Linked DNA regions of Homo sapiens: all the other regions are linked to region 2. A link is a contact called in ENCODE Hi-C data. All regions are on one chromosome and are shown on one strand. Each heading gives the region's core, a stretch centred on a gene start or an enhancer-like site at or near the end of the contact. The rest is flanking DNA. Distances are from core to core; before and after follow the strand shown.

Evidence for each region. Hi-C counts contacts between places; a loop is a spot of excess contacts on that map. Pooled maps may share reads with other maps.
Region 1: a pooled map shows a loop between it and region 2 (6-fold over the local background). The contact joins the promoter of ZNF569 here to the promoter of ZNF222 in region 2. A Hi-C loop is called at or near these places in 2 of 50 pooled maps.
Region 3: a loop to region 2 is called in a pooled map, with 14 times the contacts of the local background. The contact joins the promoter of ZNF540 here to the promoter of ZNF222 in region 2. A Hi-C loop is called at or near these places in 2 of 50 pooled maps.
Region 4: a pooled map shows a loop between it and region 2 (14-fold over the local background). The contact joins the promoter of ZNF527 here to the promoter of ZNF222 in region 2. A Hi-C loop is called at or near these places in 3 of 50 pooled maps.

The regions. Positions count from the first base shown.
Region 1 is chr19:37,466,173-37,469,141 of GRCh38, reverse strand. ZNF569 (zinc finger protein 569) reads left to right here and starts at 1,698. Exons shown (of 6, transcript NM_152484.3): 1 at 1,698-2,058. It also overlaps a transcript of ZNF570 not described here. RefSeq lists enhancers at 1-111, 1,828-1,877.
Region 2 is chr19:44,024,041-44,027,210 of GRCh38, reverse strand. ZNF222 (zinc finger protein 222) reads right to left here and starts at 1,832. Exons shown (of 4, transcript NM_001129996.2): 1 at 1,733-1,832; 2 at 62-188. The coding sequence starts at 1,774. It overlaps ZNF222-DT (ZNF222 divergent transcript), which reads left to right and starts at 1,929. Exons shown (of 3, transcript NR_184028.1): 1 at 1,929-2,096; 2 at 2,192-2,313. RefSeq lists enhancers at 1,537-1,586, 1,817-1,866.
Region 3 is chr19:37,593,319-37,596,537 of GRCh38, reverse strand. ZNF540 (zinc finger protein 540) reads right to left here and starts at 1,662. Exons shown (of 5, transcript NM_001172225.3): 1 at 1,443-1,662. It overlaps ZNF571 (zinc finger protein 571), which reads left to right and starts at 1,746. Exons shown (of 4, transcript NM_016536.5): 1 at 1,746-1,797. RefSeq lists enhancers at 1,185-1,234, 1,465-1,584, 1,625-1,824, 1,421-2,103, 2,055-2,104 and 2 more.
Region 4 is chr19:37,369,519-37,372,539 of GRCh38, reverse strand. ZNF527 (zinc finger protein 527) reads right to left here and starts at 1,441. Exons shown (of 5, transcript NM_032453.2): 1 at 1,314-1,441. RefSeq lists a silencer at 1,042-1,351 and enhancers at 1,382-1,691, 1,862-1,911, 1,932-2,071.

The sequences.
Region 1 (2,969 bases), core at 449-2,948, 6.6 Mb after region 2:
CCGGATTCCCTGCAGCTCCGAGCCTGGCCCGGTCACAGGGACGGGGCCCAGCGTCACACTACACGGGCTGGTGTGGAAGTGCGCAGGCACAAGCGCTCTGCGCGCCTCCCTTAGCAACCAGGGCGGGGAGTTGAGAATCGCAGGTTGGCCGCAGGGAAAAGGTTTGTGCGTGGGAACGCGCTAGTGGCGCGTCTACTCAAAATGGGTGGGAGGCGAATTCCTAGAATTGTGCTGGATACCCGAAAAAAATTGGGAGGGGAGCGGGGTGGGGGGGATGCAGGGTGGTAAACTGCGCAAGCGCACTACACTCCTGGCAGTCTCCCACCCGCTACCCTCAGCCTGGCACGGTGGCTCACGCCTGTAATCCCAGCACTTTGGAAGGCCAAGGTGGGCAGATCACGAGGTCAGGAGTTCGAGACCAGCCTGACCAACATGGTGAAACCCCGTCTCTACTAAAAATACAAAAAAATTAGCCGGGCGTGGTGGCACGCGCCTTAAGTCCCAGCTACTCAGGAGGCTGAGGCAGAAAAATTGCCTGAACCTGGGAGGCGAAAGGAGGCGGAGGTTGCAGTGAGCCGAGATCGCGCCACTGCACTCCAGCCTGAGCGACAGAGCAAGACTCCGTCTTAAAAAACAAACAAACAAAAACCTCGTGACCTCAAATGATCCGTGCGCTTTGCCCACCCAAAGTGCTGGGATCACAGGCGTGAGCCACCGCGTCCGGCCTATTATCTCTTTATTAAAGGTATTAAGACCGGCCCCGTGCGGCTCATGCCTGTAATCCTAGCACTTTTTGAGGCCCAGGCGGGAGGATCGCTTGAGCTCAGGAGTTCGAGAGCAGCCTGGGCAACATAGCGAGACCTTATCTCTACTAACAAACAAACAAAAATCAGCCGGGCGGAGTGTCCCTTGATTGTGGTCCCAGTTACTCGGAAGGCCGAGGCAGAGAATCGCTTGAGCCCGGGAGTTCGAGGCTGCAGTGAGCCAACATCGCGCCGCTGCACTCTCCAGCCTGGGCAACAAAGTGAGGCTCTGCCTCAAAAAAAACAAAACAAACAAAAAAAAAAAAACACGAAAGGCATAGAGAAGTTAAGTACCTAGTCTGAGATGACACAGCTAGTAAGGCCAAGTCTGTTTAGAAGTCAGGCGGTCTGGCCACACTACTTTTCGCTCACGATCCCGGGTCATGAAATCCAATAACACTGTCACACTCACAATCGAGAAGTCCAGAAAGAACAAATACATGCACATTGTCTCTGACAAAACTGCAAGGTCAGAATCAAACAGCCACGAGAATATAAAACGCGACCATGGTCACACAAAAGGTCGCATATTCGCACGACCTCAGATGTCACTGGACAGGGTCTCTCGCCCTGGAAACCCCACTCCAAATTCCATGGCCGAAGTTTCACACATACAGTCACACTACGTCACTCCTCCCTCTTCTAGCCGCTGTCAGGACCTTAAGGCTCCAGCTGACCCGGCCTTCACTGGCCCTGGAGCTCTCACCACCTTCACCCCGCTGTATTCTAGCCTCAGGTAGAGACCCAAAAAGACGGAACTAAACACACTGAGCCGGGCTTCCTTCACGGACCTTGCGAACCTGCAGCTCCAGCCGACTGTAAGAAGGAAGTGCCTTTTTGCAGGTGGGGTCGGGGAAGTAGGGCCGCGAAGGCCTCTGGGAAATGTAGTTCGGCGCAGGAAGCAGCGGAACGATTCGATTCTTCTCAGCACCAAGTTGCGCTCCCAATCTCTCAGAGCTGGGCTCGCGGGAGGCCGCTCGTGCAAAACCTAGGCTGAGCTCCCCTGCGCGGAGCTGTGAGCCCTGGAACACCGTGGTCTGCTTCTCAGGACGCGCAAACAGTGAAGCCAGTCCCGCCCGGGTGAGCCGCGGGGGCCTCTGGGAAGCGTCGCCCCTGGTGTAACGGACCGAGACTTGTGGCGCTCTCAGCCACCGACAGCGCCGGCCTCAGTGCCGCCTCTGTCCCAGCCCGCGCCGGCTCTGCCACTTTGGCAGCGTTAAGTGTGGAATCGGGGCCTGTGTCCGCGGGCTTGGTGGTGAGTCCTCGGGAAACCGCTAGCTCTGAGCGCCGGACTCTTTGTGCTGGGTGGGAGTGGGGGCCCGCGGTCCTGGTGCCCCAATCTTTGGAGGAGGACGCCGGGCGGGGCGATGCCTGTGCTTGTGGTTCCCTGAGGCAGTGGGAGTGGCGTGTGAAGGACTGTGAGAGTCTGGCGTGAAGTGACTGTCATTTGCCAGACATTCGTCTGGCTGAGTGTGGCCCCGGGATCGTGTCCGTAAGCGGATTTCGTGGAGGCGCTTTCCCTTTTATCTTTCAGTATGAACCTGCGTGCAAACGTGCATGACAGTGGGATCTTGAATGAATGAAAAACTGTGGATACAAGGTAGGGTGTGCTTGTGGGTGTAGATGTGTGAGACTTGGCGTTTGTGCCAGCGCTGCATGTCTTTAGCTTTGGTCATTGGAAATACGTTGTTTTTTTGTTTTTGTTTTTGAGATGGAGTTTCGCTCTCGTTGCCCAGGCTGCTGGAGGGCAATGGCGCGATCTTGGCTCACCGCAACCTCCGCCTCCTGGGAAGAAGCAATTCTCCTCCCTCAGCCTCCCGAGTAGCTGGGATTACAGGCGCACCACCACGCCTGGCTAATTTTGTATTTTTAGTAGAGACGGGGTTTCTCCATGTGGGTCAGGCTGGTCTCGAACAACTGACCGCAGGTGATCCACCCGCCTCGTTCTCCCAAAGTGCTGAGATTACAGTCGTAAGCCACCGCGCCCGGCCGGAAATATGTTTTTATATGAAACATCGATATCCCCAACACTTTAATATTTATTTATTTTTAATTTTATTTTCGTGTATTAGCTACGTTGTTTTGTGTACTTACTAAACTCATTCTCCTCCTTCCCTACTCCACCCCATTTGGGGAGTGGAGTGGGGTGGAGAAAAATACAGAAAA
Region 2 (3,170 bases), core at 583-3,082:
CTAGGATTAAAAAACCACTCCTGGGGCCTGACATTCCATTACAGGGGGTGCCCGTCCTCACCCACTGAGAGCAGGTTCCTGAAGTTCTCAAGCATCACATCTCGGTACAGCTTCCTCTGGGCAGGGTCCAGCAGCCCCAGCTCCTCCTCAGTGAAGATCACAGCCACATCCTTGAAGGTCACTGCCTCCTACAACATCAAGCAGATGTCACCTCAATCTTACGGCCAAAGACTATTGGGAGACAGCAGCATTGCACTGGCACAAGGGACAAGTGTAAAGTTGTTTTGGATCTTGAGAGACATAGGTCAGCTTATAGATTTCCTACTTATTCTGTTTGTGTCCTGACAATGACTGATTAGGCAATAGGGGTTTGGAATGGAGACTGCACACACCAGTCAACAGGGTGTGTCCTGAATAAATAGTGGGTAAAGGACATTTACTGAGATGCTATCTCTAACTCCACTTCAGGAAAGCTTGCTGCAGAGTTAGAGTGATATAGTCCAAATGCTCTGTTTGAGTCGCGGGCCCTTTGACGAAAATGAGACTGAGGCAGGAGAATCACTTGAACCCGAGAGGCGGAGGTTACAGTGAGCCAAGATTGCACCACTGCACTCCAGCCTAAGCAACAAGAGCGAAACTCTGTAAAAAAAAAAATATATATATATATAGAGAGAGAGAGAGAAAGAAAATAGTAGATAAGGTTAAAAAAATTAAAAAGCAAAAAGCAAACAAACAAAAACTCCTATAGAAGTCCAAGCCCCTGAGCCTTGCCTCAAGGTGCCTTCAATCAAGTCCTAACTTACGTTCTCCACCTGTTCCCAGCTAGTACCTCTGCCTCAATGAGAATTGCATTCAAGAGATGATCAACTCAGGCTCTAACCTGGACTGCCTAGGTTTCAACTCCTGCTCCACCTGTGTCTCACGCCCATCTTTAAAATGAAAAAAGCAGCACCTCTCCACAGTGCCACTGTGAAGATCATGTATTTTGGGGTATAAAGTACTTGGAATAAAGTTACCAATTAAGGCTTAATCATTATCGACACCCATGCCCGAGGGACAAATCCTACACACTCTCGGTTGAGGTAAGCATCTCTGTCAAAGAAAAAAAGCCAAGGATCACTCACGTAGAGCTTTGCCATCAGTAGCCAAGAAGTCCCTTCCTGCAGCTCTTTTAGAAAGGTCGGGCTGGGGAAAAAGAAAGCTGTGAAACACCCTGACCGTTTTGCCGTCCCCCATAAAAGTTAAATGCTCCCCTCACTTTCCTAAAAAGAGGTCAGAAGGCGTCAGGGATCATCCAGCGTCCTGCAGGGATCAGGCAGAAGGGCCGGCGCCCCTGCAGCTGGAGCTCTGACCCCACCAGAGGACCTGACAGGCTTCGTGGGAAATTAACAAGAGACCACCAGACACCGAGTGACAGGGACTGCTTTTAAGGCTCTCATTTGTGTTACCTCTTTCAGGTCCCAAAATGAATCCATTAGGATGGTCCGAAAAGTCCCGTTACAAAACAAACAAACAAACGAACCAGCAATGGAAGATAAACGGACATTAAGTGACACTCCACACCACACTGAAAGGGGCTGCACACGTAGGGAGGAGGGAGGCGGACTAAGCGAGGTCAAAGTAGGGCACACCGGGCCGCGCCAATCCCACTCCCTGAGACCCTAGCAGAGCCCCCCGACGCCAGAAGGCTCAGCTGACTGGAACGGCAATCCCCGCCCGCGCCCCTCCAAACCTCTGCTCTCCGCCCAGGCTTCTTTTCTCCTGAATCGATCATTGGGTGGTTGCGAGCCCCAAGGAAAGGAGACTCGTTCGGAAGGACTCGCAAGATGTGGAAATGACTCAAACTACTGTGGTAAATGAAATAGCAACGTCACAGTTGGGGACCGGAAGTGCTCGAGCCTCCACAGAGCGTGTGGACTCCACTTCCCAGAATTCCCCGGACTCGCCCGTGTGAGACAAAGGGCCCGCGACTCAAACAGAGCATTTGGACTATATCACTCTAACTCTGCAGCAAGCTTTCCTGAAGTGGAGTTGGAGATAGCATTTCAGTAAATGTCCTTTACCCACTGCTTATTCGGGACACACCCTGTTGACTGGTGCGTGCAGTCTCCATTCCAAACCACTATTGCCATTCCTATCGCTTCCATAAAGCCTAAGAAATCAAATATTTTCTTTCTCTGCCTTCATCTAGCTAGAAATTTTCATGGGACACAATTTTGGGAAGTGAGACATTAGGAGAAGTGAGCTGTCCTCTCCTGACAAGAAATGTGCTTGGCAGGCTGTGAGTACACGAGGAGTTGAAAGAGTAAAAAGGTGATCGTCTCAGTGGACTGTAGGTATTGGCGAGGTTCTAATATTACTGATGCTAGCATGCTGGTGGGACCAAGGTGGAAATACAAGTCAAAGTTGTTGGAGAGTAGTGCTGCAAATTATTATGGAGGAATATTTGCTAGAAAATGACGAGGTCTAAAATATGACCATGGGAGAGAGTGTCCCTTGATATTTCACATGAATCTCAGGTGGATTTTTTCATTTCTGAGAAAAATGTTACTGTGATTAAGGATTGCATTGAATCTATAGATATAGGTATTGACAGCCTTGCAATATCAAGTCGCCCAATCCATTAATAATGGATATATCTCCATTTATTTGCGCCTTCTTTAATTTTTTTTTTTTTTTTTTTGAGACAGAGTCTCACTCTGTCGCCCAAGCTGGAGTGCAGTGGCACAATCTTGGCTCACTGCAACCTCCGCCTCCTGAGTTCAAGCGATTCTCCTGCCTCAGCCTCCCAAGTAGCTGGGATTACAGGCACGTACCACCATACCTGGCCAATTTTTGTATTTTTAGTGAAGACAGGGGTTTCACCAGGTTGGCCAGGCTGATCTCGAACTCCTGGCCTCAAGTTATTCGCCTGCCTGGGCCTCACAAAGTGCTGGGATTACAGGCATAAGCCACCATGCCTGGGGTGCCTTCTTTAATTTTCTTTAGTAAGATGTTGCAAAATTCAGTGTCCAAGTGTTTCTTGTCATTGGTTAAGACAGTTCCTAAGTAATTTATTTATTTAATGCTATTGCAAAGGGAACTATTTTCCTTTTCAGATTAATTGTTTTTGTATAGAAATACAACTGCTTCTTCTATGTAGATATTTTTCCTGCAACTTTCTGACTTTA
Region 3 (3,219 bases), core at 413-2,912, 6.4 Mb after region 2:
TAAATTCTAGTGTATCCATATAATAGAAAATAAAGTAGCCATCAGAAATAATATAGATTGGGAGTCTGCAAACTTTTCCTGCAAAGAACCACATAATAAATATTTCAGGCTTTGTGGGCCAGCTGGAGGATCCCTTGAACCCAGGAGTTCGAGACTGCAGTGAGCTATAACTGCACCACTGCACTCCAGCCTGGGTGAGACAGTGAGAGCCTGTCTCTTTAAAACAAACAAATACAGTATCTGCAAAGTGCAATAAAATGATGCACAATAAAATGAGGTATGCCTACATTATCATTAATGTTGACGCGAATATCTTCAAACAAGAGGGAAGAAAGTGCATTTGTCTATAAAAGGGCAACACAACAGATCCTCGAGGTGATGGAAATGATCTATCTTGACTATCAATGTCAACATCCTGGTTGTCATATTATACTACAGTCCTGCAAGATGTTGTCATTGGAGAAGACTAAGTTGAAGATAACACACAATGTCTCTATTATTTCTTACAACCTCATATGAATCTACAATCATCTCAAATTTAAAAAAAAATTTAAGGAAGTTTTAAGAATTTCATTTTCAAATATTTGCTAGATGAATTAAGTTTTTACCCCCTTCAAATCTTGAAGGCAAATTAATGCTCCAGGTTGTACTGTTCAATAGGAAGACTATTAGCCATATATAGCTGTTTACATTTAGATTTATTAAAATTGAACACAATTTAAAAAATTCGTTCCTCAGTCAAACCAGCCACATTTCAATTTCTCAATAGCCATATGTAGCTAGTGGCTACTATATTGGAGAGCACAGATATAAAAAATGGAACTCAGTTTTGCAGAAATTCCTATTAAAAAGCATTGTTCCAAAGCGTTACACGACTGACACCCTCACTTTACAGGTGAGAAAACTGAAGCCAGGAGATATCACTATAATACAGCGCTGCACACAATCGTGCTCATTCTCACCATATTATGCTCACACACTTCTTTCCCCACATTCACTGCCACAGGCGAACTCTCAATGAATCATTCACTACATTTATATAATTTCATGGGAATCTATTTTAAATTCATGACCATGCAAAGAAAAATCAATTTCTTACAGGTTATAAGATACTCAGTCGCAGGCTGAATCTGATTAAACAGACATCAGTCACCCTCAAAGCTATAATCAAACCATTCCCAAGACCCTTCCGCACACAATACTAAATGCGCCACTAATAGCCTCAAGCATAATCTGACGCACATCACACAGGCATGGCCACTACCCACTCTGCACCCACAGAGGACACTCGGACACGCGCGCGCACAGACCCACACACACACGCACACACACACACATGGCCGCAAAGAATGCGTCACACTTCCGAACCCCGTTGAGCAGCAACCCGGTATCGTGGCCACTGCGTCACGGCCAGAGCTGTCAGAGAGAAATCCAGACCTTACCTGACAGCCTTTTGCAGCTCTTCTAGCCCGGGATGACATTCCCCTGAAGGCACCACGGCAAGACTCAACCTCTTTGTGTGAGATTCTCTGGAATTTCTGGGGCGTTACTTGAGTATAATGAAATAGGGTAGGCTCGGACCATAGTAGGGTAAGTCCCACAGTTCGAGCAAGGGAGCCTCAGGGATCGTTCTGTTCTGGAGCGCCGGACCCGATCTTAGCTGCTGGGCCTGCGCAGACACGATCCGGCCGGTTTCCAGTTGTAGACTACATTTCCCGAAGGCCCCCGCGTCGCTGCGCAACGTCGTACACTTACGCTGTTATGTCTTGACGCACGGAGCTTGTCTGCGCCGGCCAGGTGAGTGGGCGGCCTCACCGGGAACCGCTCGCAGCTTTTGGGTTGCTTCATCGAAAAAGTAGTTCTTGTATGGTGCTGGGAATACCGGTGTCCTGGCTGGGGCTCGGTGCTGACAGGAACGGGACGGTGCTCTGGCTAATTACTTATGGAAGTCGGCCTTGCGCTTGCGGAGGGGTGTCGGCACCGTCACTTTGGTTCTGGCAGTGGCGGGGGTGTGGTGCTGCTAGTTGTGTTCCTCCGCACCGAATTTATGAGTGTGCCCCTGGAGCCCCTGCCGCGGACAAAATCGGCACCATAACTTTGGGATAGGGAGGCTAGAAGGAGGCGGGTGTTACTAGTAGTGTTCCTCCGCCCTGGACGTGTGCGTGTGCGCTTGTGCGGCCGCGGGGTGGGCTCACCTGCCGCCTGTTAATGCTCCTAGCGCTTGGCCCCTCCCGGGCCGCAGTACTCCTCGTGTGACACGGACATCATTAAGCCAGCTGAGAATCGTGCGGTTACAGCTGCTGCAGTTTCTTTGCAGAGTAAGAGGCTCTTTTTGAAGTTTCCCTGATGGTGAGGCTTTACCCCTGGAAGTGTCTTAGGAAGAAGACCACTGTTAAAGATGTCCTATTCTAGCTTGACAGCCCTGTGGGGAAGACTAATCCCTTTCTAGAGGTTGGTGTTATCCTAAATTGTTTCGTCTGCTCCGAGAGCTCTGATGTTCTATGATGCTTATTTCTTTTCTCGGTTCTGCGTTTTCCAAGAGAGGCACCCAGAGGAAAAGAATATCGCACTTCTGAAAGTCTTGTGTGAAGTTCCTGTTTTCTTTCTAACCTCAAATTTCTTCCTTTCCGAAACGTTTTCTACCTCCAGCAACATCTTCCTAAGGAAGAACCAGCCATGCTAGTGACTGGTCCTTAGGCACCCCATAAATGATGCTGCGGGGATGGGATCATCAGTTTAGCTCTACTCCCCAGCCACACTACACCTCTCCTTTCCACCCAATGATACAGCAGTCCTTTCTGGTCTAAGATTTTTTTGTTTGTTTGTTTGCTTTTTGAGACGGATTCTCGCTGTGTCGCCCTGGCTGGAGTGCGGTGGTGCGGTCTCGGCTCACTGCAAGCTCCGCCTTCCGGGTTCACGCCATTCTCCTGCCTAAGCCTCCCGAGTAGCTGGGACTACAGGCGCCCGCCACCATGCCCGGCTAATTTTTTGTGTTTTTAGTAGAGACGAGGTTTCACCGTGTTAGCCAGGATGGTCTCGATCTCCTGACCTCGTGATCCACCCGCCTGGGCCTCCCAGAGTGCTGGGATTACAGGCGTGAGCCACCGCGCCTGGCCTGGTCTAAGGTTTTGATGAAAAATAACTGTACTTTCTGGGGGAAATTTGAAGAGTTTTAAAATTTTAACTTTATTGTGGATGTTTTCAAGCAGGCTAAAGAAT
Region 4 (3,021 bases), core at 192-2,691, 6.7 Mb after region 2:
GATTGCACCACTGCACTCTAGCCTACAGGACAGAGCAAGACTCTGTCTCAAAAAAAAAAAAAAAAAAAAAAAGAAAAGAAAAGAAAAGAAAAGAAAGGGACAACTGTGGTTGACCTAGAATTCAGTATACATCACCCCCTAATTTCACCCCCTAATTCTGGACTACTTTGCACTAGGCAACTCAGTCCCTAGCAGTTATTTCCTTAGTGTAGTGCAGCTTGAAATTGTCCATAAAAACTGCAGCAGGGCGCAGCGCCTCACGCCTGTAATCCCAGCACTGTGGGAGGCTCTGGTGGGCGGATCATGAGGTCAGGAGTTGGAGACCAGCCTGGCCAAACATGGTGAAACCTCGTCTCTACTAAAAATACAAAAACTAGCTGGGCGTGGTGGTGCGCGCCTGTAATCCCAGCTACTTGGGAGGCTGAGGCAGGAGAATCACTTGAACCTGGGAGGCGGAGGTTGCAGTGAGCCGAGATCGCATCATTGCACTCCAGCCTGGGCAATAGAGTGAGACTCCATCTCAAGAGAAAAAAAAAAAAAAAAGCGAGACCTCTAGAGCTAAACTGCTTGGGTTTGAGTTCTGGTGCTGTCACTTGTTAACTGTGTGAACTTGGGTAATTCTAATATTTCTGTGCTTCATACATCAATCCCACAATCTCATATATACACACAAATTCTCACCCAATCACAAATGTATAGAGTCACACAAACACACCCATAATCTCACACAATACACAGCCACATAAGCACAAAGATAGATGGTAACATACAACTACACCAACAGAGATAAACAATCACACACAATCACACACAAAGTAGCATACCACAGAAGTCACACATCTTGTCACAATTACTGATACAAAACTATACCTGCGGAGACAGATGGTCATAGTCGCACAATCACACTTGCTGTCACACACATTCAAACGCAATTGTATCCGCAGAAACAGGTGGTCACATAACCACACACATGCATTTACACAAACACACAATGTCACACCCCAGTCTCTCATAAACACATACACAGCTACACCTGCAGAGACAGTCACACACAAACACACATATTCACAGTTTCACCCCCAGACACAGATGGTTACAGTCACACACAAGCGGGCGCACGCGCACAAACACACACACACAGTGACACAAGATCACATTCTGTCACACCCGCAGCCTGTCACATAGTTGGTAATACAGTGAAACACACACGGCCTCCCCAGCGACTCCTGCCGGGTTCCCATCCCTGGCGCGGCCGGGCCACCCGGAGCCCGCCCTTGACTTCCCGCTCCCGCCCGGGGCCCGGCCCCACTCACCTCCCGGCGCCGCGGGCTCTGCAAACGGGCCCCGCGACCGAGACCCGCGACGTCACCTCCCAGAATCCTCCGCGAGGAGGAGCGAGGCGAGGACTGAGGCATGCAGGACTCTGAGCTCTGCGAGATCTGAACCAGCGACACCGCGTTCCCCATGGACCCCGCGAACCACGAGCCCCAGAACGCTTTGCGCCACGGCCGTCATCGTTGAACTACATCTCCCAGAGAACCCCGCGGCCCCCTCCACTGCGCGCCTGCGCCACGGGGGCAGGTACCGGAGAGGGCTGTGTGCGGTCGTAGGCTCTCCAGTGACCTTGAGCTGCTGTGTTGGGGAAAGCGGCCAGGCTGCGCGCGGGGCTGACTGGTTGAATGCTTGGGTGTGGTGGTTCGTGTGTGACTGTTGCTGCACACCTTTATGCTTGCCGACGAAAGGAGCGGCGGATTTTGTCAGTGCAGGGAGCTTCTGTATTTTAAATCACGTCCCGTGATTGTGGGTAGCTGAATGTGAAAGTGATTGTGGATGAAAGAGACTGTGGCTGACATTGGGGGTGACCGTTTCTGTTACTGTGAGGATACCACTGATCCGATGTGTATCTGACTGTCTCCTGGTCTTACTGTTCCTTCACCCCCATCTCCTGCCATGGGCGGGGTCTGTGGTATCTTTTATTGAGGCAATCTCGGCGCTCACTGCAACCTCCGCCTCCCGGGTTCAAGCGATTCTCTTGCCTCAGCCTCCTGAGGAGCTGGGATTACAGGCACCTGCCACCACGCCCAGCTAATTTTTGTATTTTTAGTAGGGATGGGGTTTCACCATGTTGGCCAGGATGGTCTTCATCTCCTGAACTTGTGATCCACCTGCCTCGGCCTCCCCAAGTGCTGGGGTTACAGGCATGAGCCATCGCACCCGGCCTATTTTATTATTATTATTATTTCTCAATTGGTCAAAATAATATATTTAACATTTTAATATTATTAAACATACAAAAGGCCACACTTTGGCCCTCCTCTAGTCAAGCAGTTTCCTTCCTGGTGAAAGTCCATAGGCAGAAACATGCCTGCAAAGATCTCACAACCTTCTTTCAGACCATGCTCTGGGTATCCAAATCCCCAGGATTTCCTGTTCAAATGGACTCCAGCCTGCTTCCAGAGCCTGTATCTCCTCTGTGTCCAAAGACCCTTCCCTTGATCTGTCTTCCAAAGGTGGAATGTGCTGCCTATCCACAAAATGTGGCCAAATGAGAGCAATTTGGTAAGGCTAGACAGAGCTTAGATATGCAAGCTGGAGTGTCCACATGTGGGAATAGAAGACCTCTTACGATGTGGGACAAGGATGGCAGTGGGAACAGAAGGGGACTGGCTGGGGACCTCCATCTGTACTGTTGACCCAGGTCTCTACATGTCAATGACAGGCTCATTTATGTATAAACTATTTTGGAGACCAATGGTCTTATGATGATGGTGGTTTGAATTAGGGTCATCACTGGAAGAGGCAATGAGAAATTGTCAGATTGGGATACAGTTTGAGTGTAGAACTAACAGAAGTTGCTGATGCTTGGTTGTGAATATAGGGAAAGAGAGAAGTTCAATATAATGCCTAAATGTCTTGAGCCCCTGGAAAAATGGTAGTGTTATTTACTAAGATAGGGGAAAATGAGTATGTGGCAGTTATCTAGGATGGGGTGGGTGGTGAGGTATCATGTTAAGTCGCAGA